5 separate regions of the Homo sapiens genome follow, and regions 1, 3, 4 and 5 are each linked to region 2. A link is a loop called in an ENCODE intact Hi-C map of the cell type or tissue named here. Cell type or tissue: ascending aorta. All regions are shown on one strand. Each heading gives the region's core, and the rest is flanking DNA. Links, peaks and the distances in the headings are about the cores only. Region 1 has its middle 5.2 kb from the start of TDRD15. Region 2 has its middle 81 kb from the start of APOB. Region 3 overlaps LDAH (lipid droplet associated hydrolase). Region 4 has its middle 5.4 kb from the start of GDF7. Region 5 overlaps LDAH (lipid droplet associated hydrolase).

Region 1 (6,051 bases), core at 1,347-5,346, 150 kb before region 2:
TCTTCGGGTACTATCTTTTCTGGTACTATCTAATTGTTGGTGGCCACTCAACAATTTTTAACACTTACTTAATGGAGCAAATTCTAAAGTTAACTTTTTACCCTCTTTTTAAACAATACAAGGGACCTTGGGACACTTTAACACACACACACACACACCTTTCTCTTTTTTGTATTTTTTATTGATATATCATTGTTGTACATATTTTTGGAATACATACGATATTTTGATATATGTATGCAATGTGTAACAATTCTCTCAGGTTAATTGAGATATCCATCAGATCTATTTTTGTTTTTTTGAGACACTTTCATACTGTTTACCATGGTGGCTGTTCTAATTTATATTCCCACCAAGAGTGTACTGATGTTCCCTTTCTTTGCATCCTCAACAGGATTTGTTATTTTTTGTCTTTTGGATAATAGTCATTCTAGTTGGGGTGAGATGATATCTCATGGCTGTTTTGATTGCATTTCCCTGATGATTAGTGATGTTGAACATTTTTTTTCATATACCTGTTGACCATTTGTATGTCTTCTTTTGAAAAATGTCTATGCAGGTCTTTTGCCCATCCTTTAATTGGATTATTTGGGGTTTTTTTTTTTGGCATTTCGTTATTTAGTTCCTGATAGATTCTGGTTGTTAATCCCTTGTGGGAGGGATGATTTGCAGATATTTCCTCCTAGATAAATTCCACACTTAGAGCTATCCCATTTTTGACAAAGTCACCAAGAACATACACTGGGAAAGGACACTCTCTTTAATAAATGGTGCTGGGAGAACTAGATCTCCATATGCAAAAGAATGAAACTAGATCCCCATCTTTCACCATACACAAAAATCAACTCAAAATGGATTAAAGACTTAAATTTAAGACTGGAAACTATGGAACTACTAGAATAAAATGTTGAGGAAATGCTACAGGACACTGATCTGGGCAAAGATTTTTTGGGTAAGACCTCAAAAACACAGCAAAATAGGCAAATTGGATTACAAATTGGATTACATCAAGCTAAAAGCTAAAAAGCTTCTTCACCAAAAAGGAAACCATTAACAAAGTGAAAAGACAAGCTACACATACTGCTTTCTAACTTACATGCTTTTTAACTTGAAATCTGCTGGAAGAAGTCTCCATGAACATATAGGTCTTACATTACCTATACATCAGTTAACTTATACTCATCCTTCAGTTCTCAGCTTACAGGCTGCTTCCTCTGAGAAGACTTCTAAGTCTGGGTGAGTAGTCATGACTGGAATACTGTACTATATACTTAGAAATGCCCAAAAGCTTCCCAAGGGGGTATACAGGCATAACAGTCCCAAAGGAATCAATTTTCAGACCCTCATCTTTTAAATGTGTTTTTTTCTGAGGCTGAGCTGCCTAAGAACCAAACCACCTGCGAGTCAGAATCAGCTAGTTGGTTCCCCTTTTCTCCTTCCCTTTCACTGTTGCCCAGTTTCCAATTTATAAATAAAGATGTCTCCTAGCCAGGTGCGGTAGCTTACGCCTGTAATCCCAGCACTTTGGGAGGCCAAGGTGGGCGGATCACCTGAGGTCAGGAGTTCAAGACCAGCCTCGCTAAAGTGGTGAAACCCTGTCTCTACCAAAAATACAAAAATTAGCTGGGTGTGATGGCACACGCTTGTAATCCCAGCTACTCAGGAGGGTGAGGCAGAAGAATCGCTTGAACCCAGGAGGTGGAGTTTGTAGTGAGCCGAGATCACGCCATTGCACTCCAGCCTGGGTGACAGAGCGAGATTCCATCTCAAAAAAAAAAAAAAAAGGTCTTCATCGCCTATATTTATTACTGTCTGTTACCCTGAAGTGTAAATTCCCCTGAAACACTGAACAAATAAGCAGCTGTTTAAAATAGTAGCATTGTGAAGCCTGCCTTTGTAGGGCCATTGTGTCTTTTTCCATATTATTCAAATTTCTGTGAGACACACACACAAAAACAACAACAACAACAACAACAAACAAAAACACTTCATTGACCTGTACACTGAAGATGAGTGCACTTTATATATATATATGTTATACCTCATTGAAAAAAGTTTTGAAAAAGTATCTTAAAATTAACAGTATGTTTTCTGAGCATATGTGTTAAATAAGGCATATCTAGGTGAAATAATAACACATATAATTTTTTTAAGTCCTTTTGTTAAGCTTCCCAGGAATTAAGATTGTAGACCATTCTAATGGCTAGGTAGAAAATCATTTTTCAAGTCAGGTAGTCTCTAATTTTAGTACTTTATTTTTTAAAAAAAGATTGAAGAATCTAGGCAAGTACCCAATTATCAGTAAATTAATTATCAATCATTACAGGTATGAGAGCATTAGGGGTATGAGAGAAAAATATTTAAGAACCACTAAGTTATACATTCTCATGGTAACCTGAACTTTTTCCCTTACTTATCATAATCTATAAATACATGCCTATTGATATGATTATTTGATGTGTGTTTCTCCAACATCAAGTCTCATGGAAATAATACTAAGCATATTGTTTATCCACAGTGAATCTAAGTCAAAGATTCAGTAAGCAAGTGGATTACTGTGCAAGTGCTATTTGCAGTCCTGGGAGTAGATGAGATCATGCAGAAACAGATAAACAGAGAAGAGGATGGAACTCTGGAAAACAGCAGAAGATAACTCCTTTTAGTATAAAAACCGTCATTTGTCTTCGCAACTTTTCCCTTTTCCTTTCCTGCTTTGTCCCTAGAGAGCACAGTGTTTTGCACACAGAAACAATTTCAATGTTAAAATAAACTTTCTTCCCTAAACATAGTCTAAGACACAGAATACATAATTACTCTTAGGAGTATTCTTTTCAGGGCAATAGTTACCTTAGAAGACTGCACCTTGTTGTCTTCACTGTCTTGTAGAAGAAACAGATGTGAAATACTCAAGATATAGATAGTCCCATAGCCCCTTCAAGGAAGTTGCAAGTGATCTTTCCTCAGAGCCTGACATCGAAAAGTTAATTTTTTTTGTTATCACTCAGTTTAATAAATCATCTCTGAGTGCATCACGCACTATCATGTCACATGTTCTAGTCAGTGGTAAGAATGTTTTTCTTCTTGCTCCCATATCCTCTAATATGCTAAGATCAAGTCCATTTATTCTGTGTTTCTTCCACTCACTTTCTAAAACTTTAGCTCTAAATAAATTAACATTGATGACTTGCTTAGATAGTCCCTATCTGGTTGGACTTGGTTTTCTATCTTGTCAGTTTTTTATGTGGCCACCGGGAGGCAGCATGAACTTGCCTACTGATAATCTCTCTTGATGCCTGTACATCTGCAGTCATCCTGTCACTTTTTAAAGAAAGATGTCTTTTCTATTTAAGATGTAATTAAATCTCACCTTTTTTTAAAATAATACTTGGTGATAATGGGACATGGGGAAACAGAGATCATCATATGCTTGTGTTAGAATGTTAATTGGAGCAATTTGAAAATTACTTATCTGAAACCTTAAAATTGTTTATGTCCTTTGCTCTGGCATTCCCCTTCCCCACACTCACTCTCCCATTCCCAGCAATTTCTCTTTATGGAATTATTGCCATCGTGAGCAAAGACTTAGCTACAGGGACATTCAGTACAGCATGCTCATACAAACATCAACTAGAAACAATATAAATGTCCAACAAGAACACATTCTGGTCATATAATAGATAGCTCTGAGGCTGATAAAAATGATATTATTGAAATTTTTCTGAAAATGTGGTATACATATCACCAGATCTGGTCCACAAGACCATTGTAAGTGGGACATGAAAAGGAAGCATGCTTCCTTTTCACTGTATCTCTTATCTGCTCCCAGAAACAGTGTCCTGGCCTTGTGGCCTTCCTCCTAGACAGGCAGAAGGCTATGGCTTCCCATACACACCCAGGCTCTTCTCTTCCCCAACCTCCTCTAGGACTTCCTTATCCTATTCCCTCTCCAAGGCCCAGGTTTCATCCCACTCCCTTTATTTATTTATTTATTTATTTATTTATTTATTTATGTTTTAATAAAGAAAGCTGTAAAAGAATGTCATCTCCATCTGAAGACAACAACAAATCCAAATAGTCATTTATTTATTTGTTAGATTTCTCAGCAATATTTTGGAGATTTTATTATAAAGGTTTTGCACATTTTGATAAGCTTTTTCTTTTCTCAGACAGGGGCTCACTCTGTCAGCTGGAGTGCAGTGGTGTGTGATCATGGCTCACTGTAGCTTTGACCTCCTGGGCTCAAGTGATCCTCCCACCTCGGGCTCAAGTGATCCTCCCACCTCAGCCTCCCAAGTAGCAAGGACTACAGTCACATGCCACCACACCTGGTTGATTTTTAATATTTTTTTAGAGGTGGGATCTAGCTATGTTGCCCAGGCTGGTTTCAAACTCCTGGGCTCAAGAGATCCTCCTGCCTCCACCTCCCAAAGCGCAGGGATTACAGGGATGAGCCACTGTGCCTAACCTCCAATCCCTTTCCTTCCCACACAGCTCTTTCTGGTTCCCCAGCACAGCCCTCCAGGTGGTCGAGCAGCCAGCCAGCTCCACCCTCATTGCCTTCAAGCTCCTTTTCTTAATATTTCCTGAAACCCCCAGCTCTGCCCCTTCCCCTAAGCTCCTGTCTACCTTCTTGTCCTATGATGTGCTTGCCATATCTCTTAGAGAAAACCTGTCCTGATTGCTTTTTTTTCTTTTTTTTTTTTTGAGACAGAGTTTTGCTCTTTGTTGCCCAGGCTGGACTGCAGTGTAGCGATCTAGGCTGACTACAACCTCCGCCTCCCGGGTCCAAGAGACTCTCGTGTTTCAGCCTTCTCAATAGCTGGTATTACAGGTGCCTGCCACCACACCTGGCTAATTTTTGTATTTTTAGTAGAGACAAGGTTTCACCATATTGGTCAGGCTGGTCTCAAACTCCTGATTTCAGGTGATCCTCCTGCCTCAGCCTCCCAAAGTGTTGGGATTACAGGCGGGAGCCACCTCGCCGGCCCCTCCTCACTCCTCTCCTCCAGCCTCCCCTTTGTCCCTGGAAGTCCCCAGTTTCTTCTGCATGCCATTGCTCCACCCTTAGCTTCAGCACTCCCTTCCCCAAGCCTACAAAATAGACTTCTTTTATTTATTCTGGCCCTTTTATTTTCTACTCCTATCTGTTTCTTCCTTATAGCCCTCCTCCTCACTTCTAACCAAAGCTTCTTTGCCATTTAATATGTTTTGCAAGTAGAGCTTCCCCAAATATCTTGTTTGATTTAGGAAACAATCATAAATGTCATCTAGATATATTCCCAACTCAGTAGCGAGGATAAAGTGTTCACCTTTTTCTAACAATAGTCACAAATATGTGGCAGTCAATTTCTTTCTGTAAATGTATAGGAGCTAGTTAAATTCCTAGTTCAGAACGTATAAAATTGGTGAATTTCCCAAGGAGAAATTAAAAAGCAGTTAATATTTCCTATGAATTCTATGATTTAGAGAGTAGTTGGGAAACGAGAAATAAGACAAAATACAAGTAAATGTTTTTCTAAGTTCATTTAAATCAGATCCTAAATCTCACTTGAAATTCATTGTGGTCTTTGTGGAGAAGAATTCTTTTGGAAATTGGAAATTATTGGTTCATGGTTCATGTGTACTAGAGCAATATAATGTCTCTTATCAAGAATTGCCTTTAGTATGGAACATCATTTATTAATGTCATCCAGTCATGGGTCACATTATTAATGATGAAACAGAAAAGCAAGTCCCTTACATCCTATTCTCAAAGTCTTCTAAAAGTATCAATGTAAATTGAATAAAATCTACATTTTATGTATTTGAAATATAACAATGAGTAGCCAAAAAGATATACATAAGCATCTGACAACAGTGTGAAAAAAAAAGTTTTTAGTAATATGAATACACATCAACTTTGGCCACGTATCATTACCTTAAATCTCACAAGAAGAATTTTGAATATTTTTATCTACCATTATCAAAGATTGACTAGGTCTATATACCTTAACATTCTATATTTCTGAACCTTACTTCTTTAAAAACCAAACTTTTATTTTAAGCATTTCA
Region 2 (6,051 bases), core at 698-4,697:
AATCAGAGTGACTGTTGAAACAGATTTCCAGTGATCAAATCAAAAACGCAATCATTCTTGCGGTTCCTCCGGTGCTTGGAGCCCCACGTACTTCTGAAACTGTCGGTTGTCAGTTACAAGGAGTGTTTACATTAACATACTGCCCGAACAGAGAAAATATATATTTTAAGAAGAAAATGTGAATCCAGGGTTACAAGAATGTTTCTGAAACAGCTAAGTCATCTTGTTTCAAGTAAAACCAGATGTTTGCATCAAGAGAAAGCCAATCATTTCTTTTAATTATGCTCAATGGCCAGGCCACCAAGAATACCCACATGTGTACACATAAGCCGGTGGAAATCAAAGGCTTTGTGACAGAGAAAGCAATCAGCAACTTCCAGACCACCAAATGGCATCCCAGCACCAGCTCTGGGCACTGTTTGAGCTCCTTCTCTAGGAGAGCACTCGGTGAGATGAGACTTGCTTCCCCCAGCGCCAACATCTCATGTCCCACCTCTGTCCCTAAAGAGTCCAGCACAAGGCCAGGGGTGAATTCCCTAGTCAAGATTCAAGATTCAGGGTGAGGGTCAACAGAAAAGGAACCTGGACAGTTAAGCTGTCTTCTTAAATGCCTTCCCAGGCCACTTCTCTATCAGGAAAGCCTCAGAAATATCTTAATGCTGAAAGAGGTGCAGTGGGGGCTCATGCTCTAGCCTGCATACCCAGATGGTAGAGGAGCCTGAGTTCATGGGAAACTTACCTGCTAGCTTGGCCTACACTCTGAAGCACTGTGGGGGTTTGATGGCACTGGTGGGAAGTCACACTCCGGCAGGTGGGCAGAGGGGATGGCGTTGGGGATGTCCACTTCCCTCTGATGGCTGCTGGGCTCAAGTCAGGGAAAAAGCCCACTTTCCAGTGTGGAGACTCCAAGCACAGTCATCATTGCCTGCTACGGTCTTCACTGGTGGAGCACAGAGACTTGGCACTAGAAAGACTCCGTTGTCAAAACGTTCCCTGTGAAAAGAAGAGAGTGGCCATGGCCCCAAAGCTTCCTCCCTGTACAACCACAGTGCCTGAGCTTTCCCTAGGTGGTAGTTTTGAATATTTGTTCCAAAAATCACTGCAGAATTATACTGCAGTGTTTCTCCTAATAGTAGTGCAAAAACTTAACACACACTTTGAGTCTGTTCCCCGAACCACGTTGTTTAAGCACGAGCTTCACAGTTTTTACTATCTACTATTATTGGTTTTAAGTTAAAATGCCTTCTTTTCTTGTCTTTTCTATTTTGTTTTGTATTATTTTTACTTAGATTATTTAGTCTTTTCCTAAGAAAAATTATTCATGAAATCACAGGTAAGGTATGCTAATTGTATATATTTGTAATATGTGTTAAATACATAAGCATTAAAATAAAAATATTTATCTATGTTTTGGCTAAAATCATTTCACAAAACACTATCAGTACTTGTCCATGGTTTTGGGAAATGCCACTTGAAGATATTTTGTAGAATTATAGCATTTCTTTCAAACCTTTCATCAGATTCCTTTAAATGACACAGCAATAAGCGATTTTCAAGGCAGTAACACTGATCCATGGCTCTGGGAGCACTGGAGCCAGCTCTCAGCATATTGATTGGCATCGGGGGGGAAGTAAGCCCCTGCTTTGTTCTGCCTCATTATAAACAGTGGCCATTTCCTATCAAGAGAATAAGGGAGGGACATCTTCTCCAGGATGCATTGTGAGGGTTGTAGACAAGTACTCAGATATGCATGTAATGTTTCCTCCCTGTCTTCATTTGTGCCCCCAAATTTCCATGATTATTTCTGTTTTTCTCAAAATGGTTCCAGCATAGGAAGTTTTCAAGGAAAGTGAATCCTGTATCATTATTAAACTAAGAGCTCTGCTTTGAACTTAGCCCAGAAGTCAGACCCACGTCTGTGGAGCAGGCATTTGCTAATCACTTCTTGGCTGCGGTTGACTGGTAATGTCCTCAAAACCAAACCATCATGGGGATTCTTGAAGTCAGAAGGGAAGCAAGTTGTTTAAAAATAAAACACTCCCTACTTTGGGCCCCCAACTCTATAAGATAGCAGCTTAACAGTCTAAATGATTGTTTTGAAATGTGCTTTGACTCCAGTTTTGCTAAATGTTTACTTGGGTCTTTCAACCTCATTGATTAAATATCCTGACTTGATTCCAGGCCAACCAATCCTACCATGTAACAGTGGAGTTCCCTTGCCCGATGTGCTTCATGCATGGTGCACTGTACACTGTTACTTCATAGCTCGGAAACTTCATCTGAAGGGCCATTTCTGAGACTCTACTCATTCATTCATCCATTCAACCTTTTAACACACAATTATTAAGCACCTATTAAATGCAATGGTCCAAGATAATTTGCTATGGGAGATTTGAAGATGCATTGACCATGAATATGAAACCTCTAACCTTGGAGAGACTTCAGGTCCATATTTCTGCAGACAATTGACCTTTATCAATCCCAGGACAATGCTAAGGGACATTCAGTCCCCCTTTGATTTACTAGAAATAAATCTCAGAACAATGCAACATGCTCTTTAAGTAAGAGTTTTTTTTTTTTTTTTAAATCACTTATCTTGCCTCTTGCAAGAGGTTGAGTCAAATGCTGAAGGGAATTTAACTAGAGTCTTAATTGGAAATGCAAAGAGTTGCTGATACCATCAAAAAAGGAAGAAGCTGAGGGAAGTGACAAGACAAGCTCTTCTTTCTAAACATCTGGTCCCACTCTCTCAACAGCTTCATAAAACACTGTTCAGAGCCGGCAGATGCATCAAGAGTACCTGGCATACAGCTACGTACCCTGAAGCAGGTGGACCTCATCAAACTTTGGCTACAAAGTAGTTCCCTATTAGCTTGCCCTTTGATTTACATTCTCGCATGAGAGTATCTCCAGGCAACGCATTTGAACAGCAGAGGCCTTTGCAGAAAACTCACAACACATGTGAGTTTTTTTTTAACATGTGGGATGCTACTCCACCTGGGGGTAAGGCTCACCTTTTGAGAACAAGAAGAGGGGAAAATCTGGACAGCCACAAGCCAGTCAACAAACCCAAATTGGATGCCGTGGCTGCAGTGAAGTATAGAGCTCACCACCAGAGGGCAGCAGTGCACACAGACACAATGTAACCTCCACATTGGAGGAGAAAACAGGTGGAAGAGGAATTAGCAATGTGCCCAAGGCTCACAGTAAGTACACACAGATGGAGGCTCAGAGCCCTGGCCTCTTACTCCCAGCCAGTCCTCCTCCACTTGCCCCCAAGGTCTCAGGAAGAGGTCATTGTGGATGGTTAGGCATCTTTATTTTACAATTGAAGTTGCCTGGTCAGACCTTAGCATCTCCTCCCAGGGAGCATGAGAGCCCTCAGCAATTCTGAGATGCTGGATGCTCTAACTTTTTTGACCTTGACCCATGGTAAGAAATACATTTAACGTTGCAAGCCACTTTTAGTATACTGTCTATCATGTGCAAAACAGCAGCACATTTTTACAAAGCAATACCCTTATTTCTCAATTCTGTCTCTTTTTTTTAATGCTAGACAGGTCTTCATCCACTACTCATATCACACTCTACTAATTGGTCACCAGTGCTGATTCAAAGGGTGGCATGGAGAGTGGCCCTTCAAAGAAAGTAGGCTGCCCCAGTCCTCTGCTCTGTTATCCCTGGATGCTACAGGCCCTGCAAGAGCTTAGGAGGGGTCTAGGGAGCTGAGCTCCTCCCATCTAAGAGGGAGAATCATGGCCCAGGGAAAGTACCATAGATAACCTTAACGGATAATTTAGCTTCATTTTGCCTATGTCATTCCTTCATTCATTCCCTCAGCAAACATTAACTCACCACTGAGAGTTTAGTCCTGTCCTTAGCCAGCCCCTGCCAGGAGGTGGTGACATGTGGTTTTAAACATCCACAGCCTTCTCCCGCAGCCTACAGGTCCCAAGACCTCTGTGGGTCCTGATCCTGAAGTTTGTGTGAAGGAGAAGATGGGAAGAGTGAATGGGGAACAATCTGAGGCAAGAGGACCAGAAGATGCTCATGGCTCAGGGGCTGGACCAGGCAGAAGCTGCAAGGGGAATTTTCTGACTAGAGGCTGGAATCTCAACACATGGGCTCAGAAACAGAGGCTCCATGACGCTTCCTCCTGCCGCCAACCCATGCACCTCCCGACTCAGAAGCAACCCCCCCGCCATGGGGCACAGCTCATAGATCTATTCTTAACGTCTTTCCTGAGACTCTGCCAAGTATTTCACTTGCTCAATTTCATTCCCTTGCTCCCTGCATGTTATTTTATGAAGAAACTCAAACGAGGAGACATCTATCAATTATCAACCCCCAAGTGATCCTAAAGCCCTGCTTAAATGCAAGGGCGAGATTTTAAATCTAATTCCCTGATGTCTGGGGTGAATTCCTGGTGAGGTCCCACAACTAAACAGAGAGCTTCCTGCCTCAATTCTGGAATTCATCTCTGCTAAGGGAAGAAAATGCATGACAATAAAAATCTGCCAAGCCCTAAAGCTAGGGCTCTGTCCTGAGGATGCTAGCTCAGCCCTCTAGCTTGGCACTGTTCTCTCATCTCCCATCTGCAACTGTAGCCCAGAAGACAAAAATGACTCAGAAGAGAACTGGTTCATTGCAAGTGATATTTATTGGGTGTCTACAGGTTGCAAAGCAGTGAATTTAGCATCAAGGAAAATAAGAAGATGAGTTATACCCAATTACTTCTTCAAGTTTTTCCACAGTTGGGTAGAGGAGGTAAGATAAGCCTTGGCTTGAGTAGCAGCCCTCTGAGAACCCATCCCTCTCTCACCCAGGGTACTGGGCCCTTTTTTGACCATGCTTCTTCCCTGAACCTGTTCTTCGCTTACCACATGAGATTGTATTTGTTGGCTCACCTGTCTGCTACTCAAGTAGAATGCCATTTCCTTATGAGCGGTTTGGAGTGATGCTCAGCTACTGGCTTCAAAAAAGAAGGAAGGGGCCGGGGCCCCAGGAATACAGGCACTTGAAGGTGAAAAAGGGAAGGGAATGAATTCATCCCTGTATTAGCTTGTTCTCGCATTGCTGTAAAGAACTACCTGAGACTGGGTGATTTATAAAGAAAAGAGCTTCAATTGATTCACAGTTCCTCAGGCTGCACAGGAAGCATGGCTGGGGAGGCCTCAGGAAACTTACAATCATGGCGTAAAGTGAAGGGGAAACAGGCACATCTTACACAGCCAGAGAAGAAGCAAGAGAGATCGAGGTGCAAGGTGGCTACACACTTTTAAACAACCAGATCTTGTAAGAACTCACTCACTATCACAAGAACAGCAAGGGGGAAGTCTGCCCCCATGGCCCAATCACCTCGCACCAGGCCCCTTCTGCAACATTGAGAATTACAGTTCAATGTGAGATTTGGGTGGTGACACAGACAGTTCAATGTGAGATTTGGGTGGTGACACAGACAGTTCAATGTGAGATTTGGGTGGGGACACAGAGTTGAATTACATCAGTCCTAGAAAGGAATACAGCCTTGCCAACACCTTACTTTTAGCCCAGTGAAGCCCATGTCAAACTTCTACAGAACTGTAAGATCCATGTGTGTTTTTTGAAGCCAGCAAATTGTGGTGACTTGTTATAGCAGCGATGGGAAGCTAAGACAGATTTTGGTCATTTTCTTTGAAACAAGTACTCGTGATTCTCTTCTGTGCTTCAGGGGAGACATCACCAGGTGAGACAAAGGTGACCTTCTCTTGGAAAACCAAGGCCATAGGAAGAATTGTCTGGTTCTGTCCTAGCTGGGAAGGAATTGGAAGCTGGTTCTTTAAGGGACAAAGAGAAGAGGTCTGCCTCCAGGGAGTGGGATCCTGAGGCTGGAGGGTGGAAGGGGTCCCTATCCCATTTGCACACAGAGTTGGAGAGCAGTTGGACCTGCCAGAGGTGCCACGGAGATGTGGCTAGGAGCATCAGGGCTGAGCCTACCCTGGAAGTACCCCTTGCAGAGCTCGGCAGAGTAGGAACAAGGCTGACAGTGGAGCCAGCTGCCTTCTAATGAAC
Region 3 (6,051 bases), core at 1,234-5,233, 240 kb after region 2:
ACTTTTATCATCTGGGATTGAGTTTGACTATAGATAACAGAAAACCAAATTACAGTGGCCTAAACAGATAGGGATCTATTTTTCTCATGTGCCAAGAAATCCAGGCATAGGCAGTCCAGAGGTAAATAACATCTCAACAGTGCCATCTGGGACATGGGTCGTATGTTTCTACTCTGTTGTCCTTTGCACATCACATAAACCTTTATCCTTGTGGTCATCATCTCATGGTCACGTCATGGCTCCTGCAACTCTAGACCTCATGTCTAACATTCAGCCAGAAAGAAAGGGAAAGGGGAGAAAGGCAAAAGGCCTACTCCTGATTAGGCTTTGGCTTATTTAAAAAGAGAATGTCCTCCCTAGGAACTTTTAGATTAGTAGCCAAAATATCCCTTACTCTGAGGAATAGAGAAAAGCCATATGTTTTGATTTCCCCATGACTCAGTAGAGTCAATCAAGGGAAATGAAAATTTTTGTTGGCTTTTAGGTAGTTACATTGCGTCTACTACATCCACACTGCAAGATGGTCTTGAGATTCAACATCCATGGACTTAATCTCAGAATAGCCCACCTACCAAACACTGAGGTAAGACAGTCAGTCCACCAGAACTAAAATCCATCGTTGCCATGTTCCTGCAGAATGCCTTCAGGCGTTGTAACCCTTGGCAAGATAAGCTCACAGTGAGGTCTACCGTTTATTTCTTAATTGTGACAGGTCTTCTTCAAATCTTGTCTAAATAAGTACCCATCCACAGTAGAGCTCATCTCAGCTCCCAAGATTATTGTATTTTTTATTTTAAAGGGAGTTTTAAAATGTTTGGCATTTCATCGGTATTAATGGGCTTACTAATGATTATTCTCCTCAGCCACCCCCCATCATGGTGCTGAATCTACCAAAGCCTTTTCCTAACCTGTCAAACCTTTTCATGAGTACTTTAAGAAAGTGATTTTTCCTTGTAAACGTGGTGGTATATTTTGGACATGTAGAATCTGTCAGACCTTTTAAATAAGATCAAAGTGACTAGAAGTAGTATCTCAGTCACCATAGACCAAGAGTAAAACTCACATATATATTGCGGTATATACACCCACAATGGTTGATTTCCTACCTCCCAAATTCACCTGTCATAATGAAACCATGCCCATCTCCTGTAATTCCCCTTGCTTCAGTACCAACAAGTCCCTCTCCTCAATAATGGCAAAGCCAAACAAACTGGGGCATTCTAATATGAATCATACTAGTGGTACTAGGCTACGTACCACCAAAACAGCAGCACAACTTGGCTTGCCACCTTGCAGTTCTACTTTAGAAAACTATTTATGCATCACCTTCCATTTTATGATTAGTTGTGGTTTAAATTGCCTCTACATTGTCTCTGGCTCTTATAACTAGTGTGTATGTGGCCTAGTTTCTGACTAGTCCCAACAGGGGCTGTTAGACTTGTACTCTGGCCTTCAGTTATTCATCTCACTTTTATACCAGTACCTGCCAGCTTGGCTTACCAGTGTCAGTGTGCTTCAGCCTCTAGTTCTGGCCTCCATCATGATGTCAGCTCTTGGACCACTTCCTCCCCACCCCGCTTTCCAAAGCACTAGCTGAGTAACCTTCTCTGTCAGTCTCTTCCCATTTATTTCACTTAACAACCCTTCCTTACTGATACCTGCTGTGAGCTAACTGTTCAGATAAGCACTGGAGAGAATAATGAATGAAATATAGTTCCTGCCCTTAAGTTACTTACAGTGGGATAGAAGAGAAAAAATATGAAGAATTTTAATATATCATAGGGCTATCATAAATCAGATACAAGGTATGAATGGTAATGAGAAAGGAGAGATCAGTTCTATTAATACCTAGGTAAGTAACAGAGGAGAAGATGAATGAATTTGGACTTGAAGGTGAGTTGGGATTTTTCCAGACAGACAAAATGGCACCAGGATAGGCAATTAGAAGGCAGCCTTCTGTTATGGATTATGTGTACTTGGAGAATTGGGTGATAACATTTGACCTGTGAGATGAATGCCCTATTGGTCTTCCAGCTTTAGCCCTCACTCGGCTATTTCAAACCTTTTAGCCAGCATAAGTTAAAGTTGTATAGTAATTTTTGGACATTAAGCAAATCTTAGAAAATAATGTTAGTAAATAACATTAGACTCTTCAATTAGTCTTTTTTATACCTGTGTTTAATGGAGCAAAAGTAAAGAATTAACATTCTTCCAAATCATTCTCTTTCCTTCATGTTTTTGTTTCCATTACTACTGCTACTAGACATTTCCTTCACTGTAGTGCTTGAAATTCTGAGTTCTGCTGGATTTCCAGGAATGCTGTTGACAGTCATTGCCAAGAGAAATGTGTTTTCCACTTAGGAAATTACACTTCTATTTGGTATTATTATTTCTGACCACTATGTTGTATTATGAGCATTTCTGAGGAATGACAAAGATGGCTTCCTTGGAGCAATTACTGGAAAAGAAGCTGGTGTTCTATTAAAAAAAATATATGCTTAGATAGGAAATTACCAAGAAATAAATAAGGGTAGGAATAAAGGTGGGATGGAGTACATTCCCTGATGAAAAAATTTACTTTCAGAAAATAGGACTCCTTACAAATTATTTGAATTTTTAAGTTTTTTTTTAATTTAAGAATGACAAAAAAGTACTTAAAACATAAATGTGTCCCTTCATGAATTATCACAAAACAAACTTCTATTAACTGCCACCCACTCAAGAATCACCATTGCCCGAGTCTCAGAAGACCCCCTTATGCTTCTGCCCATCTCACTTACTCCATTTTCCCAAATGTAACTACTACTAACATCTAGATGTACCTGGTTTTGGACTTTAAATAACTGGAATTGTATAATGTATACTTGTTTGTGTCTGACTTCTCTCAGTCAACATTGTATGTTGCAACTTTAATTATTTCATTTTTATTACTAAATACTTTTCCACTGGATGAATGCACTACAGTGTATTTATTTATTCTATGATTGATGAATACTTGGGTTGTTTCCAATGTGGTACTACTAAAAATAATACTGTCAAGAGCATTTTTATGCTTGCCTTTCAGTGAACTTATGCACATATTTCTCTTGGGTCCATCCAGAGAGGAAATGCAGAGGTCATATGGTATGCATATGTTTAGCTTCAGAAGACAATACTAAATGGTTTCCAAAGTGGTTGTACCAATGTGTACTCCCACCAGCAATATATGAGTTTATGTTGCTTCATTTGCTCACCAACACTTGGTATTGTCTGTATTTTTTGTTTTTGCTATGTTTTGTAATTTGGGTCAATCTAGTAGGTATATAGTGCCATCTGATGGTGTTAAGGTTTTCTAAAAAATATTTTGAGATTGTTCTTTTTCTTTGATTACATAATAGTTGTACATATTTTAGGGTACATGTGACATTCGAATACCTGTATACACTGTGTTATGATCAGATTAGGGTAAATGGGGTATCCATCTCTTCAAATATTTATCTTTGTTTTAAGAACATTACAATTCTTCTCTTCTAGCTATTTTGAAATATACAATTACTATAATTTTCCCACTGCATTATCAAATACAGGAACTTATTTCTTATATCTGATTCTGTTTTTGTACCCCTTAACCAATTTCTCTCATCTGTTCCACCCCGCTTCCTTTCTAAGCCTCTGGTAGTGACCATTCTACTGTCTACCCCTGTGAGATTCACTTTTTTTTTTTTTTTTTTTTTTTGAGACAGTTTCATTCTGTCGCCCAGGCTGGAGTACAGTGGCGCAATCTCGGCTCACTGCAAACTCTGCCTCCCGGGTTTAAGCAATTCTCCTCTCTCCCACCTTCCCCCGCCAGTAGCCAGGATTGCAGGCGCACACCACCACGCTCGGCTAATTTTTGCATTTTTAGTAGAGACGGTTTCACCATGTTGGCCAGGCTGGTCTCGAACTCCTGACCTCAGGTGATCCGCCCGCCTAGGCCTCCCAAAGTGCTGGGATTACAGGCGTGAGCCACTGTGCCCAGCCGTAAGATTCACTTTTTAGCTCCCACATAGGAATGAGAACATGCAATATTTGTCTTTCTGTGCCTGGTTTTCACTTAACATAATAACCTCCAATCCCATCCATTTTTCTGCAAATGACAGGATTTCATTCTTTTTATGGCTGAATAATATTCCATTATGTGTATATACCACATTTTCTTTATCCATTCACCAACTGATGGACACTTAGATTCATTAGTATCTTGGGTACTGTGAACAGTGCTGCAATAAACATGGGAATGCAGATACCTCTTTGATACACTGATTTCCTTTCTTTTGGATATAGACCTATCAGTGGGATTGCTGAACTGAACTATGTGGTAGTTCTAGTTTTAGTTTTTTGGGAAAACTCTAAACTGTTTTCCATAATGGCTATACTACTTTACATTCCCAACAGTTTACAGGTATTCCCCTTTCTCTGCATCCTCACCAGCATTTGTTATTTTTTGTCTTTTTCTTGATAGCCACTCTAACTGGAGTGAGATGACACCTAATTGTGGGGTTTTTTTTTTGTTTGTTGGTTTGTTTTTAATGTTTTATTTCCATAGATTTTGGGGAACAGGTGGTATTTGGTTACACGAGTAAGTTCTTTAGTGGTGATTTGTGAGATTTTGGTCCACCCATCACCCAAGCAGTATATAGTGAACTTAATTTGTAGTCTTGGTTTTGATTTGCATTTTCCTGATAGTGATGCTGAGCATTTTTTATGTACTTGTTGGCCATTTGTATGTCTTCCTTTGAGAAATTTCTATTCAGGTCTTTGGTCCATGTTTTATTCAGATTATTTGTCATCATGCTATTGAGTTGTTTGAGTTCCCTAAATATCCTGGTTATTAATCCCTTGTTAGATGGATAGTTTGCAAATATTTTCTCCCATGCTGTAGACTGTTTCTTCACTTTGTTGATTGTTTACTTTTCTATGTGTAGCTTTTTAGCTTGGTGTAATCCCATTTGTCTATTTTTCGCTTTTGTTGCCTGTGTTTTTGAGGTCTTACCCGAAAAAAATCTTTCCCCAGACCAATGTCCTGTAGCATTCCCCCTAATGTTTTCTTTTAGTAGTTTCATGTCCTATTAAAGTCTTTAATCCATTTGAGTTGATTTTTGTATATGGTAAAAGATAGGATCGATCTAGCTTCATTCTTCTGCATATGGATATCTAGTTTCAATAATGTTTATTAGAGAGACTATCCTTTCCCCAATGTGTGTTCTTAGTGCCTTTGTTGAAAACAAGTTGGCTGTAAGTATACTGATTTATTTCTGAGTTCTCTATTACATTCCATTGGTCTGTGTCTGCTTTTATGCCAGTATCATGTTGATTTAATTACTATAGCTTTGTAGCATGATTTAAAGTCAGGTAGTATGATGCTTCCAGCTTTGTTTTTTTGTTTTTGTTTTTTCCTTTCCTTAGGATTCCTTAGCAATTCGGCGTCTTTTGGGATTCCATACAAATTTTAGGATTGTTTTCTCCATTTCTGTGAAGCATGTCATTAGTATTTTGAGAGAGATTGCATTGAATCTGTAGATTGCTTTGGGTCATATAACATTTCAATGATATTAACCCTTCCAATCCATGAGCATGGGATATCTTTTCCTTTGTGTGTGTGTCCTTTCCATTTCTTTCATCAGTGTTTTATAGTTTTCCTTATAAAGAAAAACTTGTTTTGTTAAATTCACTTCTTTTGTTAAATTTATTCCTAGGTATTTTTTAGTAGCTATTGTAAATAGGATTGCTTTCTTGATTACTTTTTCAGATTGATCACTGTAAACGTATATAAACACTGCTGATTTTTGTATGTTGATTTTGTATCCTGCAACTTTACTATCTTTATTTATCAGTTCTGAGAGTTTTTTGATGGAGTCTTTAGGTTTTACTAAATAAAAGATCATGTCATCTGCAAACAAGGTTAATTTGACTTCTTCCTTTCCAATTTGGATACTCTTTGTTTCTTTCTCTTGCCTAATTGCTCTATCTAGGACTTCTAATACTATGTTGAGTTGAAGTGGTGAAAATGGGCATCTTGTCTTGTTAGATGTT
Region 4 (6,051 bases), core at 1,408-5,407, 300 kb after region 2:
CTTGGTCTGTATGGTGAGGGCACAGTCATTTATTTATTTATCCGTCCCTCTATTCATTCCTTCTTTATGTAAATACTCATTGCCAGGTAGCCTTCGGTGCATTGTGGATTGAGCAACGCACAGGGCGAGCACATGGAGCTTTAGGATGGACACAGGAGACAGCCAACAGGAAGCGCATAAATGCACAGTGTGCTATCCAGTGGTTCCGAGTAAAGTGATGGGCTGGGGGGCTCTGTGATCAGCAGAGGACACATTGGAGCCGAGCCCAGGAGGAGGCAGAGAGGATGCATGGGTCATGCCTGTCTCCCTCGCTCCCTGTAAATAATGATAGTGCCCATTCGTTGTCCCTTGAATGTCAGGCACCTTGCCTGCTGCTCCACACACCTCATGCCATTTCATTCTCACAACTACTCTATCCTGTGAGATGGGTATTCTTCCCATTCTATAGAAAAGGAAAGTTGAGCTAAAGAATTCAACACCTTGCGCAGAGTCACCTGGAGAGTGGCAGAGCATGGAGTCATCAACTATCCTTGCTCAACCCTTGGCTTGGGGCTGGGGGATGGGAATGTGAGGGGCTTTGTTCTGCCGCCCTGCTCCCCAGACCCCAGTGGAGAGGCAGAGTATGCCTGCCTTTCCTCTCTGGCTTTCTAGAAAATTCTTGGCAAAGAAAGGACCTCTCTAGTCCAGGTGAAGACTATGAAAGTGTTACCCAGGGGACTCTTGCCTGCCACTGCTCGCAACTGGAAGCGGAAAACACTTGCCATGGAAAATAGCCTGTCATACCAGCAGCAGGACCTGCCCATGACCCAGGTCTCCAGGTGCCCTGCCCAGTTGGGACTTCCTCTTAGGTGATGTGGGGATCCTTAGGTCGATTGGCTGGGCAGGAGAGAGCTAGTTTGCACAGCCCGGAGCCCTTGAAGCTGTGCACCACATGCTAACTGCACTAAGAGCCTTGAGAATGAAAACCTTCCTCTGTGTTGCCCCAGCCATCACTGGGGAGCAGATGAGGCCCAGAGGCAGATGTCAGGAGCAGAGATCAGAGAAGGTTGGGAGAAAACTGGGGCCTGAAAGCCCTAACTTTAGTTCTTCATCCATCTGATCACCCCCAAACCCCAGACCTCCAGACTCCAGCTGAGTCCTCCTCAGAGAGAGAAGGTGAGATTGCCTCCAACGGAGGGAGGAGGGGAAAGCAGCCTGCTTGGGGCGATGTTTGACAACTGGGATGAAGAGGGGCAGTTCCCACATTCCCGCCCCAGACCCTTCCTTGCAGAGCACTTTGCTGCTCTTCCACCCCTTGCAGAAGCTGTTTGTTTTCTCTGAACACCAAGTCCCTGATTCAGTCATAGAATCCAAGGATCTGAAAACAACTTTTGGGGTTATTATTTAAGCCAACTTGCCATGCATGCCTGAATCATAACAAATTGCTTCCTGGGCTGCACTTGCATACCTGCAGAGGTGGGGAACTCCCTATCCAAGGCAGCCTCTGATACCTCTGAATGGGAGGAAGTTCTTTTTTGTTCTTTTTTTTTTTTTTTTTTTTTTTAGGAGACAGGGTCTCCCTCTGTGGCCCAGGCTGCAGTGCAGTGGCAGAATCATGGCTCACGGTAACTCAAATTCCTGGGCTCAAGTGATCCTCCTACCTCAGCCTCCCTAGTAGCTGGGTCTACAAGCACAAGCCACCACACCCAGCTAATTTTTAAAAATATTTTGTAGACACAGGGTCTTGCTGTGTTGCCAAGGGTGGCCTCAAAGCATCCTCTTGAGCCCAGGCTCAGTCTCCCAAAGTTCTGGGATTACGGTTGTGCTTTCCTGTACCCGGTTGTGAGGAAGTCCTCTCTACTACTACTAGGAGAGCCACATCTCTCGAAGGTACCTTTGCTGTGGGGAGTTTGCATGTCATCTGGGAACCTACAACACTAGATTGATACTACTTAGGGAGTTAGTCTTGGATCCCGCCAGCTACAGCCATTTTGAAGCGACTGTCAGGTACGGGAACTTGGGCAAGCCCCAGCTGTAGCCTACTCAGCCTTGCCCAGGGTCTCCTGCCATACCCAGACACCTGGCCCCATGTCTGATGACAAGACAACTAAAAGATCCCTTAGAGGCAACCTACTCTACATTGTCCACATGCAGAAGCCAAGTCCCCAACAAGGGGATGTGATCAGTAGCCTGTCATTTGGCATCATAGCCATCTTCTATCCTGGGTCCCCCTGTGATCAGGGGCCTTTGTTCTCCATTGCAGCCCAGAGGGTCTTGCCTCACCTCTGCTTAGGGCACCCTGTGGGTGCAACATAATGAGGGTCAGCCTTTGCCCTCCCCTCTCCTCTGTTGGGGATGCTGGGTCCCTGCAGCCATGCACTAACTTGGAACATAAAACTGATAATCCTGAGAGTCAAGAGACCTCAATTCAAATCGTGCCTCTAAACTTGGGCTGCAAGTTCCTCACCCTTCCTGGCTTTAGACCCCAGATGTGCAGTGAGGCTGACAATCAAACGTCCACAGGGTTTGCAGTGAAAGACGGGAAGAGTGTGAGATGGGTCCACTGCCTGGGACCCAGCCAGGAGCCTGTCCTCTGTCTGGACCCACCGTAGCCTCTGGGCCTTTTGACTCAGAGCTGGAGAAAGGTTTGGAGGTGAGGAGATAGGGCTCTGGGTTAGGTCTCCCAGGGAAGGCAAGGGACAGAAGTTGATGACAACAGCCTGCAGAGCCATCCACCCTCTCTGGGTCTGGTGATGATGGACTCCTCTCAGTCCAGAAATCTGCTGCAAATGTCTCCCACAGAAAGACCTGGGACAGCAAGGTGGGAAGATTGCAGCGGGCTCTGGCTTAGCCCCATAGGATGCCCAGGGCTGGGCTTCCTGAAGCTAGAGGAATTTCCCAGGCTCAACTGGTGATACCCGGCCCCAGGTTACTCAGAGCAACAGCTCTGGCATCCACACTGGGGTCAGCCACAGCTCTGGCCCCAGGCCGCTGGGCGTGGCCTGCCCCTGTGCCCCAGGCTACCGGGAGGGGGAGGAGAGGCAACAGAGAAGAAGGGAGAAAGGTAGCTTCTTTACCAGAAGCCTTCCAAAAGGGACATCTCAGAGCCCTTGGGTTTGGGACGAATCAGGGAGGGCTGGTGGACACTGCCATCTGCTGGTTACTTGTTGTAACAGCAGTGCAGTGTTGAGGAACTTCCTACTTACTGGGAGAAGACTCAGGAACCAGTGCTCTGGGCCTCTGCAGGTGAACAAGCTCGCATGGGGCTGTAAGGTGTCCTGGGAGATGAGTGACAAGGACCATATGCTTCCATTGACCCAGGAAAAAGACTACAGTATAGGGTCATGATAAAGATCTGGCTTCCAATCCACTTTTGCTGTGTTCGAGCTTTGTGACCCTGATTAAATTAACCTCTGTCATCTTCTGTCTCTTTGTCTTTAAACAGGGACAGGGTTGCCTACTTATAAGGGGTGTGTCAAAGAGTAGATTAAATCAAGTAGGAAAAGTCCTTGCCCCAGTGCTGGCTCAGTTAAAAAAAAAAAAAATGGTGGCGTTTCATGCCATCTGGGTAAGTCCTGGTTTAACCAGTTGGAAGGCCAGCTCATCTAGCTTGTTCATTCAGTCTCCTGGGTGTGGCCACTGTCTTGGAGGCATTTCCCCTCTGTGGACTTGCTCACCATGGATTTCAGTATTCTGAATGTTCTGCAGCTGTGTCTTCAGTAGATTTTCTTGGAGACCTTTGTGGACACATGAGATTTAAAACAAACAAATAAACAAACAAACAAAAAACTACTTTTGGAAAAAAAGCTGCGGACTCTTTGTGCAATAATTTGGAATGCCCAGCCCTCCAGTCTTACTTAGATAGAGCTCAGGGTTTCTGTTCTAGACCCACAATGATTAGAGGAACCAAATTATCTGCCGCCTGGGAAGATAGGGGCTGACAGGAACAGAGTTGGAGGAACTAGAAGATGTGTCCACAGTCTAGGATATGAGACTTGCAGCCACCCCTGAGGATGACAATATTGGGAACAAATGATCCACCAGTTCCTGAAACAGAGTGTTGACCCGGAGGATCACAGGGCTGACCGGATCCTGGTGTCTGGGGATTGGCTGTCTCAGCTCTTCTGGTCCACATAGTAAAGGTGTCTGTGAGATTTGTCTGCAGGAGGCAGTCTCCGAGGCTGCCCCGCAAAGAACGAGGCACTTACAAAACTGGGAACCTGGCCCTAGGCTATGACTCCCCCATGTGCCCTCTCACCCTCATTTCCTAGGTAGCAGATCCATCCTAAATAAGGTGTTAATTTAGGGCAACTAAAACAGAGCCCAGCTAGGTTCTGTCCTCCGAGTCTTCATTCCTGGTTTGAATGAGGAGCTAGAGGACTCTAATCAAAATGCTTGTCCTCATTGCTGGGGACACAAATCTGGAAGTTAGTAAAAACACTGGGTTACAGAATCAACATCTAAAAAGTCATTAGCAAATCACTGCAAAATTGAAAGAATAATGAGATAGCACTTTTTTCCTCTCTAAATCTAGCAAAACTGAAAAATATGAAACCCGTTATTGGCAAAAGGATGGGCAAACGGGCACATCTACATATACCTTTGGCAGGAATATAAGTTCGTAGAGATTTTTCAAGAACATGGATCATGAAATACAGGCTATCTAAATTTAAAAAAAAAAGATTTTTCAAGAAGAGCATCAACATTTTAAAGAAGGAAAGGCTTTGATTCAGCACTTTTACTTTTCCCTTGTAAAAATGTTGTTTCATTTATAGCTATACTTGCACACGTGAAGATAAATATACAAGGTTTAAAATTGAGGTGATAATAAAAAGTGGAATAGATGATACTTAATCTAGTAAGGACAAAATGATAATATACCCTCAGAGTGAATTATGATTCCCCCAGTGTGAGACTGAGTTAGATCCACATGCATGGCTTGGAAATACGCCATGATATATTATACTGAGATACAGGGTGGGCAGAATAGAGAGGTGGGGCAAAGGGCTGATTCTCAGTTGTTCACACCCAAGCCAAAGCCACACGGATAGACATGTTTCTGTCTGCCTGTCACTGCCCTGCCACCCCAGCCCTCAAACCTCCTTGGGACTCTCTCTTTCATCTTTCTGCTTTTACTCACATTTTACATCGTCAAACAATAAATCCTCCTTGGAGATCTTCATTATCAGATATCAAAATAAACCAATTCCCATATAGCACTGGAAGGAGGATTGACAGATCACGGGAACAGAATAGAATCCAGAAACAAATAACAATCTTTGAAAATATGTAGAAAAATAGTGACAATTCCAGTGAGGGAAAAGGATGACTTGTTTAATAAAAGTTACCAGTGAATGACACTAGATGCTTGATTAAGTATTTAGAGGGGGAAATAGACTCTTGTGACATAAACCAAAATTAATTCCTAGTGAATCAAAGAATTTATTAGAGACTGAAACTATTATAAGCGTATTTGGAGAAAATATGTAAATATTTATACAGTCTGGGTAAGGGATACTTTTCTGAGTTCATTGCAGGAACCAGCAAGAATTATGTCCATGGTTGGAGCTTCATAAAAATCTTAAAACATGCTTGTAAGAAAATTCTGAAAACAGAATTGACCTTAACCAAATAATCAAACTTAATGTCACTAATCATGGGGGAAATTGGCATCACGTGCTCTTGAAAGGGATTCCTCAGTGTGGCACTTCTGCCAAAGATTCATCTGCACCTAACAGATGAAACAATTAGACAAATCCAAACAGAGGCATATTCTGAACCACTGACCTAAACTCTTCAAAGATATCTATGTCATGAAAGATGAAAAAGCCCATTTTAGAATAAAGGAGACTAAAAGAACGTGATAATTAAATGCAATGCAGGATTTTCAGTTAGAGTCTTCACTGGGGGTGGGATGTCAGGATGGGAAGGTATGGGGAGCATTTGTTAGTAAAGACATTGTTTGGGCCGGGCGCGGTGGCTCACGCCTGTAATCCCAGCACTTTGGGAGGCCGAGGCGGGCGGATCACGAGGTCAGGAGATCGAGACCATCCCGGCTAAAACGGTGAAACC
Region 5 (6,051 bases), core at 955-4,954, 180 kb after region 2:
TCTCGCCCAGGCTGGAGTACATTGGTACAATCTTGGCCCACTGCAGCCTCAACCTGCCAGGATCAGGTGATCCTCCCACCTCAGCCTCCCAAGTAGCTGGGACTACAGACGTGTGCCACTACACCTGGCTAATTTTTGGATTTTTAGTAGATGCAGGGTTTCACCATATTGCCCAGGCTGGTCTTGGAACTCCTTGGGCTCAAGCGATCTGCCCGCCTCAGCTTCCCAAAGTGCTGGGATTACAGGCATGAGCCACTGTGCCCAGCCAAAAAAAAATTTTTTTAATAAGTATAATTATTATGAGAAGAAGAGAGAATGTTAGATCATTTAAAATGCTCAATTAAAGCTAGGAATAGAGAGTAGGATTTTAAAAAGAAAGAACAAGTATAACAAAGAAGAAACATTTATAAATATGATAGCTATTAATTCAACTATATCAGTAATCACTTTATTTATTTATTTAGAGATACAGTCTCACTCTGTCACCCAGGCTGGAGTGCAGTGGTGCCAACGAGACTAACTGTAGCCTGAAACTCCCAGGCTTAAGTGATCATTCCCACCTCAGCCTCCTGAGTAGCTGAGACCACAAGTGTGTGCCAGCATGCCTGGCTAATTTTTATATTTTTTATAGGGACAGGATTTTGCCATGTTGCCTGGGCTAGTCTTGAACTCCTGGGCTCAAGTGATCTACCTGCCCTGGCCTCCTAAAGTGCTGGGATTACAGGCATGAGCCACCATGCCCAGCCTCAGTAATCACTTTAAATGTGAATGGTCTAAATATACCAATTAAAATACACAGATTGTTGGAGTGGTAGGGGGAGATCCAACTATATGTTGTCTACAAGAAACCACTTTAGGACCAGGCACAGTTATACACGCCCGTAATTCCAGCACTTTGGGAGGACGAGGTCAACAGATTGCTTGAGCCTAGGAGTTTGAGACCAGCCTGGGCAACATGGTGAAACTCCAACTCTACAGAAAAATACAAAAATTAGTCAGGCGTGCTGGCACGCACCTGTGGTTCAGCCTACTCAGGAGGCTGAGGTGGGCAGATCACTTGAACTCGGGAGGTTGAGGCTGCAGTGAGCCGAGATCATGCCACTGCACTCTAGTCTGGGCGACAGAGTGAGATCTTGTCTTTAAAACAAACAAATAAACATTTTAAAACAAACAAACAAAAACTTTAAGTATAAAGACACAGATATGTTGCAAGTAAAGGGATATACAGAGATATACCATGGTAGCACTAGTCAAAAGAAAGCTGGAGTAGCTATTTTAATTTTAGACAAAGCAGGCTTCAGAAAAAGAAAATGTCAGGGATAAAGAGGAGCATTACATAATGATAATAGAACCAGTTCTTCAAGGAAACATAACAATCCTTAACAAATATGTACCTAACAACAAAGGTCAGAATGCAGGAGGCAAAACTGATAGACTGCACTATTATAAGTGGAAACATCAGCAATCCTTTTTCTGTAATGAATAGATCCAGCAAACAGAAAGGCAGTAAAGATATAGTTGAACTGAATTGCACCTTCAGTCAACTTTATTTAATTGACATTTATAGACTACTTCATCTAACAACATAGTCTTCTCAAGCACACATGGAGCATTCACCAAGATAGACTACATTCCGGGCCATAAAACATACCTTAAGAAACTTAAAATTGAGTATAAATTATACAAGGTATGCTCTTAGACCACAGTGGAATTAAACTAGAAATCAACAACAGAAACATAGCTAGGAAATCCCAATATATTTAGAAGTTAAACAACACACTTTTAAATAACACATGGGTCAGTGAAGTCTGAAGAGTAACATAAAAATACTTTGAGCAAAATAAAAGTGGAAATACAACTTATAAAAATTGGTAGGATATAGCAAAACTAGTGCTTAGAAGGAAATTTATAGCATTGACTGCATGTATTAGAGAAGAAGGAAGATATAAAGTTAATTACCTAAGTTTCTGCCTTAGGACACCAGAGAAAGAACAATTTAAGCCTAAAGCAAAGAGAAGAAAAGATGATAAAAATGGGAACACAAATCAATGAAGTTGAAAACAAGAAATTATTAGAAAAAAAATCAACAAACCAAAAGCTAGTTATTTAAAAGACTAATAAAATTAATAAGCCTGTAGCCAGGCTAACCAAGGGGGGAGAAAGAGAAGACGCAAATTACAAGTATTCAGAAAGAAAAGAAGATTCATTGCTGCTGATCTCTTAGATAATAAAAGGACAATAAACTTAACTTAGATAAAAGGGACCAATTTATTGAAAGATACAAGCTCCCAAAACTCACACAAGGAAAAATAGATGATCAGAATAGACTGTATCTGTTAAAGAAATTAAACCACCAAAGCTGAATAAGGACAAAACAAGAAAAGTATAGGTCAATATCCTTGAGGGACATACATGCAAAAATTCTCAATAGAATACCAGCAAACTGAATTCAACATCACATTAAAAGGATATGGTCATGATCAAGTGAGCTATCTTAAGTCATACTATAGACAGAAGCGAACATTTGAAGAGAACATGAATGGCAACTTTGAAAGTTGAAAACAGACTCAGAGGATCACCCTTGATCAGGTGTTCTCAAACTTTGGCATGCATCAAAATCACCTGGAGGGTTTATTAAAACACAGGTGGCTACCTCTGAGTTGTTGATTTAGTAGATCTGGGGTGGGACCTGAGAATTTGCATTTCTAACAAGTTCCCAGGTAATATTGGTGCTGCTGGTCCTGGGACCACATTTTCGGGACCACATTTTCAGAACCACTGCCCTAGATGTTCACAATAAACACTGATACGGAAAACCAGTAGAAAATATCTGTCATGTGTCTGAATTTTTAGGAAACAGCTTTAATTCTTATTGTAAATTGACATCTTATTATTTATAACTTTACTTTGAATATGTTTATCTCTAGTTGGCCTGCTTGTGTACTATTGAGTTAATAACTTAGTAATTAGTCTGGGTTCTTTGCTACCTAATGAGAATAGTGCCATCTAGAGGCATTAGCCCAAAGGGCCACCATAGCGCCAAAGGAAGCTGTGGTTTCTGGAGAGGGTGAGAGGGCAACTCATTATCATCAAGGACTTATTGACAACCTACTAGGTTATTAACTGTCATGCTACAAGGGTATACAAAGAGTTAGAATTGCTTGCCAGTCTCCACCTTTTAGGTTTGTGACTTTCTGTATCTGAGTAGCTCAAAAGTTCTGTGAAGGCTAAGTAGGGCTCTGGGCCTTGGACCAGCCCCCCATTCAGCTAGAACAGTTCTGCTCTCATCTGTTGTACACATTGGAGGTTATGTTTGCAAATGTATGCTATAGTGGCTTTGGATAGGCAACACAGATATATTATTTGCTGTCCAAGATTGTCCTAAGGTACTGATTTTCTGGCATGCAAAATAATGGCGTGAAAAATATGTAATCATTGAGAAAAAGGGCATAAGCTATTACCACACATCAAATGTTGAAAGTATGTTTTCCTTCATATTAGCACATGTTAAAATTATGAACAGTTGGAAATAATATTCTAGTAGACCACATTATCACAATCATAAGTTGAATATAATTGGAAGAACAGATGTTCACCAATGTCAGAAGGGGATGATTCGAGGGGAAAAAAAGTGTGAAAAGAAAATTTGAGGAGTTAGGAGTATAAACTGTTTTCTGGATTTGATTTGCTATAGAGTCAGCACACATGATGGGAAATTCATTATCAACTATTTCAAGTCATTGTTTAGAAAGTATGAAATGAAAGCTAGAAATCATGCTGGTTTTGTATTAGCAGATAAAAACATTACCTAAAAAAGTTATACAATCTTGCAACTAATGATGAATTTGAGTCATGCTTATCCAAAGAAACAATAAACTACTCTCACTGCAGTCCCCCAAATAGGAAGAAAGAGAGAAAACCCAGTGGAGCTTTCTCTTGCCAGGACTGGGAGTGGCAGGGCAACAAGGAGGTAAGATGGAATGACTAGATGAGCCCAAGGCAGGAACAACCAATCAATCAACTCTCAGGGCTCACAGTCCCTAGAAATGAAAGCACGTAAATCTGTGGGTCAGAAGAGCAAAAAACCAAAGTGCAGAGCAAGAGAAGAAGTTAGGAATCAAGCAAATTGTTAAGAGTCCCAGGGCAGACAGAAGTAGGGAGAGTGAGCATTGCAGTTAACGTCCATAACACAGACCAGATTGTGCGCTCCTCTCTTGGCAATCTATAGGTATCTTCTCATTGATCACAGAACCGAGTCCAGACTCCTTGGTGTGAAGTTCAGTTTCCTACTTCATTTATACCCAACTTTCCTTTTTAACCTTATGCTTCACCTTTCCATATAACCACACATAGCCACAGAACTCATGGCTTTTTCCAAGTAACAGCCATGGAAACATGGCTGTTTCCAAAATATCACTTTACAATAAAAAGTAACACACTTTTTATGCCTTTTTCTTTTATTGTTTGCTAAGTCTATAACATTATGTTCTCCTTGCTGAATCTCTCTGCTGTTTCCTGCTAAGGACTGTTGAAGTCCTTAGCAGATAATTGGTTTTAGTCAAGTGGAAAGCATAATTTGATGACTGTGGTTTTCACCGTTTGGAGAATAATAATTAAAAATTATTTTATAAAACATATGCTTGGGGTTTACAAATTTTGAAATTTGTTTTCTAAATAAGATAGCAGTGTTAAATAGAATAATTATCTCCCATCTCCTTCACTGTAATGCATACTTTAAGAGCTAACAGAGTTGTACCAGTGTTTAGATACAGGGAGCTTACAGAATACTTAGGGAGGGAGCTGGGGTTTGATGAGAGTGTACTCCCACTTCAGCCTAGTAACCTCAGGACAGTTGTGAAAGGAAGGCCTTATGGATCGATGAAGTAGGTAAGCCTACAGAATTAGGGACCACAGTTCTCATTGAGCCAATTCACTGATATTCAGTATCAACCCACAACATCTTTGGGGGCTTCTGTATTCCATGTGAGAAAGAAATCAATGGTGATTTTCCCTACAAAATAGGTGTAAGATATCTAGGAACAACCGCATGTCAATGCATTCTTTTTTTTAAATTTATTTTGAGAAATTTTTAAAAACGTAGCAAAATAGAGTTATATAACAATCAAAGTTTCTATTACTCACAATTGACAGTTAACATTGCCATATTTACATAAATATTTTTTGTTAACAAAATAAGTGAAATAAAACAATACAGAAAAAGGTTTGTTTTTTGTATCCCATCTCTAGTTCTATCATGAATTTAGAGTAAATATTTCATGTCTCTTTTTATGTTTGTAGTTATATATATTTATATATATGTATAGCATGGTGAACAACATATTATTTTTTTGTGTATTTGAAAGAAATTAAGGAGGAAACTTTTTATTTTATTTTTTCTTAAAAAAAAAGGTATACATGAGCAGAATGTACACGTTTGTTACATAGGTATACGTGTGCTATGGTGGTTTGCTGCACCTATTGACCTGTCCTGTAAGTTCCCTCCCCTCACCGCCCCACCCCTCAACAGCCCTAGTATGTGTTGTTCCCCTCTCTGTGTCCATGTGTTCTCAATGTTCACCTCCCACTTATGGGTGAGAACATGCTTCACAAGGAAACTGTATTTTCATCTTGATCAAAGAATTCTTTAAAATATGAAATATTATTCTTAGCCTTTCAATTTTTACATGCAAGTTGTTTAGTTATTAAGATACAGCTTTGGAGTAATGACTGGGGGCAGGATGGAAGGGTTTAGTAGCTGAGCAAATTCTGGTGTGAGATGTAGTTACTGTCTGCAGACTCAGTCCTACCAAAGGCATGTGTAGTGCTAATCTCCAGTCTTGTCTGTTCCATGGTCAGAGATGACCAATAAATACTGTTTGTATGAAAATAAATAGTTGAACTTATACATTTATATTCAGTATATAGCCATATATATATATATATATATGAATGGCAGTTAAATATGTAGTTAAATTTAAACTGTTTTGCTTGGATTCAGATACATAGTTAAATGTATACATTTATAGTAATATACATGTAATAAAGAATATC

Evidence for each region. A loop is a pair of places that touch in the nucleus more often than their neighbours do. Peaks named below come from ENCODE experiments on the same cell type or tissue, not always from the same donor. Only the 100,000 strongest peaks of a DNase experiment are listed, where the experiment ranks them.
Region 1: it touches region 2 in a loop (7-fold over the local background); 4 of 110 quality-filtered maps call a loop at or near these places.
Region 3: a loop joins it to region 2, with 6 times the contacts of the local background. A loop is called at or near these places in 8 of 110 quality-filtered maps.
Region 4: it touches region 2 in a loop (7-fold over the local background); 103 of 110 quality-filtered maps call a loop at or near these places.
Region 5: a loop joins it to region 2, with 5 times the contacts of the local background. A loop is called at or near these places in 67 of 110 quality-filtered maps.

The regions. Positions count from the first base shown.
Region 1 is chr2:21,115,700-21,121,750 of GRCh38, reverse strand. No RefSeq gene overlaps it. Among named protein-coding and RNA genes, the nearest start is that of TDRD15, 5.2 kb to the left of the region's middle. In ascending aorta, for the core only: a CTCF peak has its summit at 3,250 (motif pointing right); a DNase peak (open chromatin) is centred at 3,250.
Region 2 is chr2:20,960,216-20,966,266 of GRCh38, reverse strand. No RefSeq gene overlaps it. Among named protein-coding and RNA genes, the nearest start is that of APOB, 81 kb to the left of the region's middle. RefSeq lists an enhancer at 3,164-3,213. In ascending aorta, for the core only: a CTCF peak has its summit at 3,100 (motif pointing right); DNase peaks (open chromatin) are centred at 3,126 and 4,186; H3K27ac peaks cover 1,442 bases.
Region 3 is chr2:20,720,042-20,726,092 of GRCh38, reverse strand. The region is part of intron 5 of LDAH (lipid droplet associated hydrolase); the gene reads left to right. Among named protein-coding and RNA genes, the nearest start is that of GDF7, 56 kb to the right of the region's middle. In ascending aorta, for the core only: a CTCF peak has its summit at 3,331 (motif pointing left); no DNase peak of the experiment used is centred there; H3K27ac peaks cover 3,239 bases.
Region 4 is chr2:20,658,742-20,664,792 of GRCh38, reverse strand. No RefSeq gene overlaps it. Among named protein-coding and RNA genes, the nearest start is that of GDF7, 5.4 kb to the left of the region's middle. In ascending aorta, for the core only: a CTCF peak has its summit at 3,144 (motif pointing left); DNase peaks (open chromatin) are centred at 2,602 and 3,142.
Region 5 is chr2:20,778,819-20,784,869 of GRCh38, reverse strand. All of the region lies in intron 3 of LDAH (lipid droplet associated hydrolase), which reads left to right. Among named protein-coding and RNA genes, the nearest start is that of LDAH, 41 kb to the left of the region's middle. In ascending aorta, for the core only: a CTCF peak has its summit at 3,037 (motif pointing left); no DNase peak of the experiment used is centred there.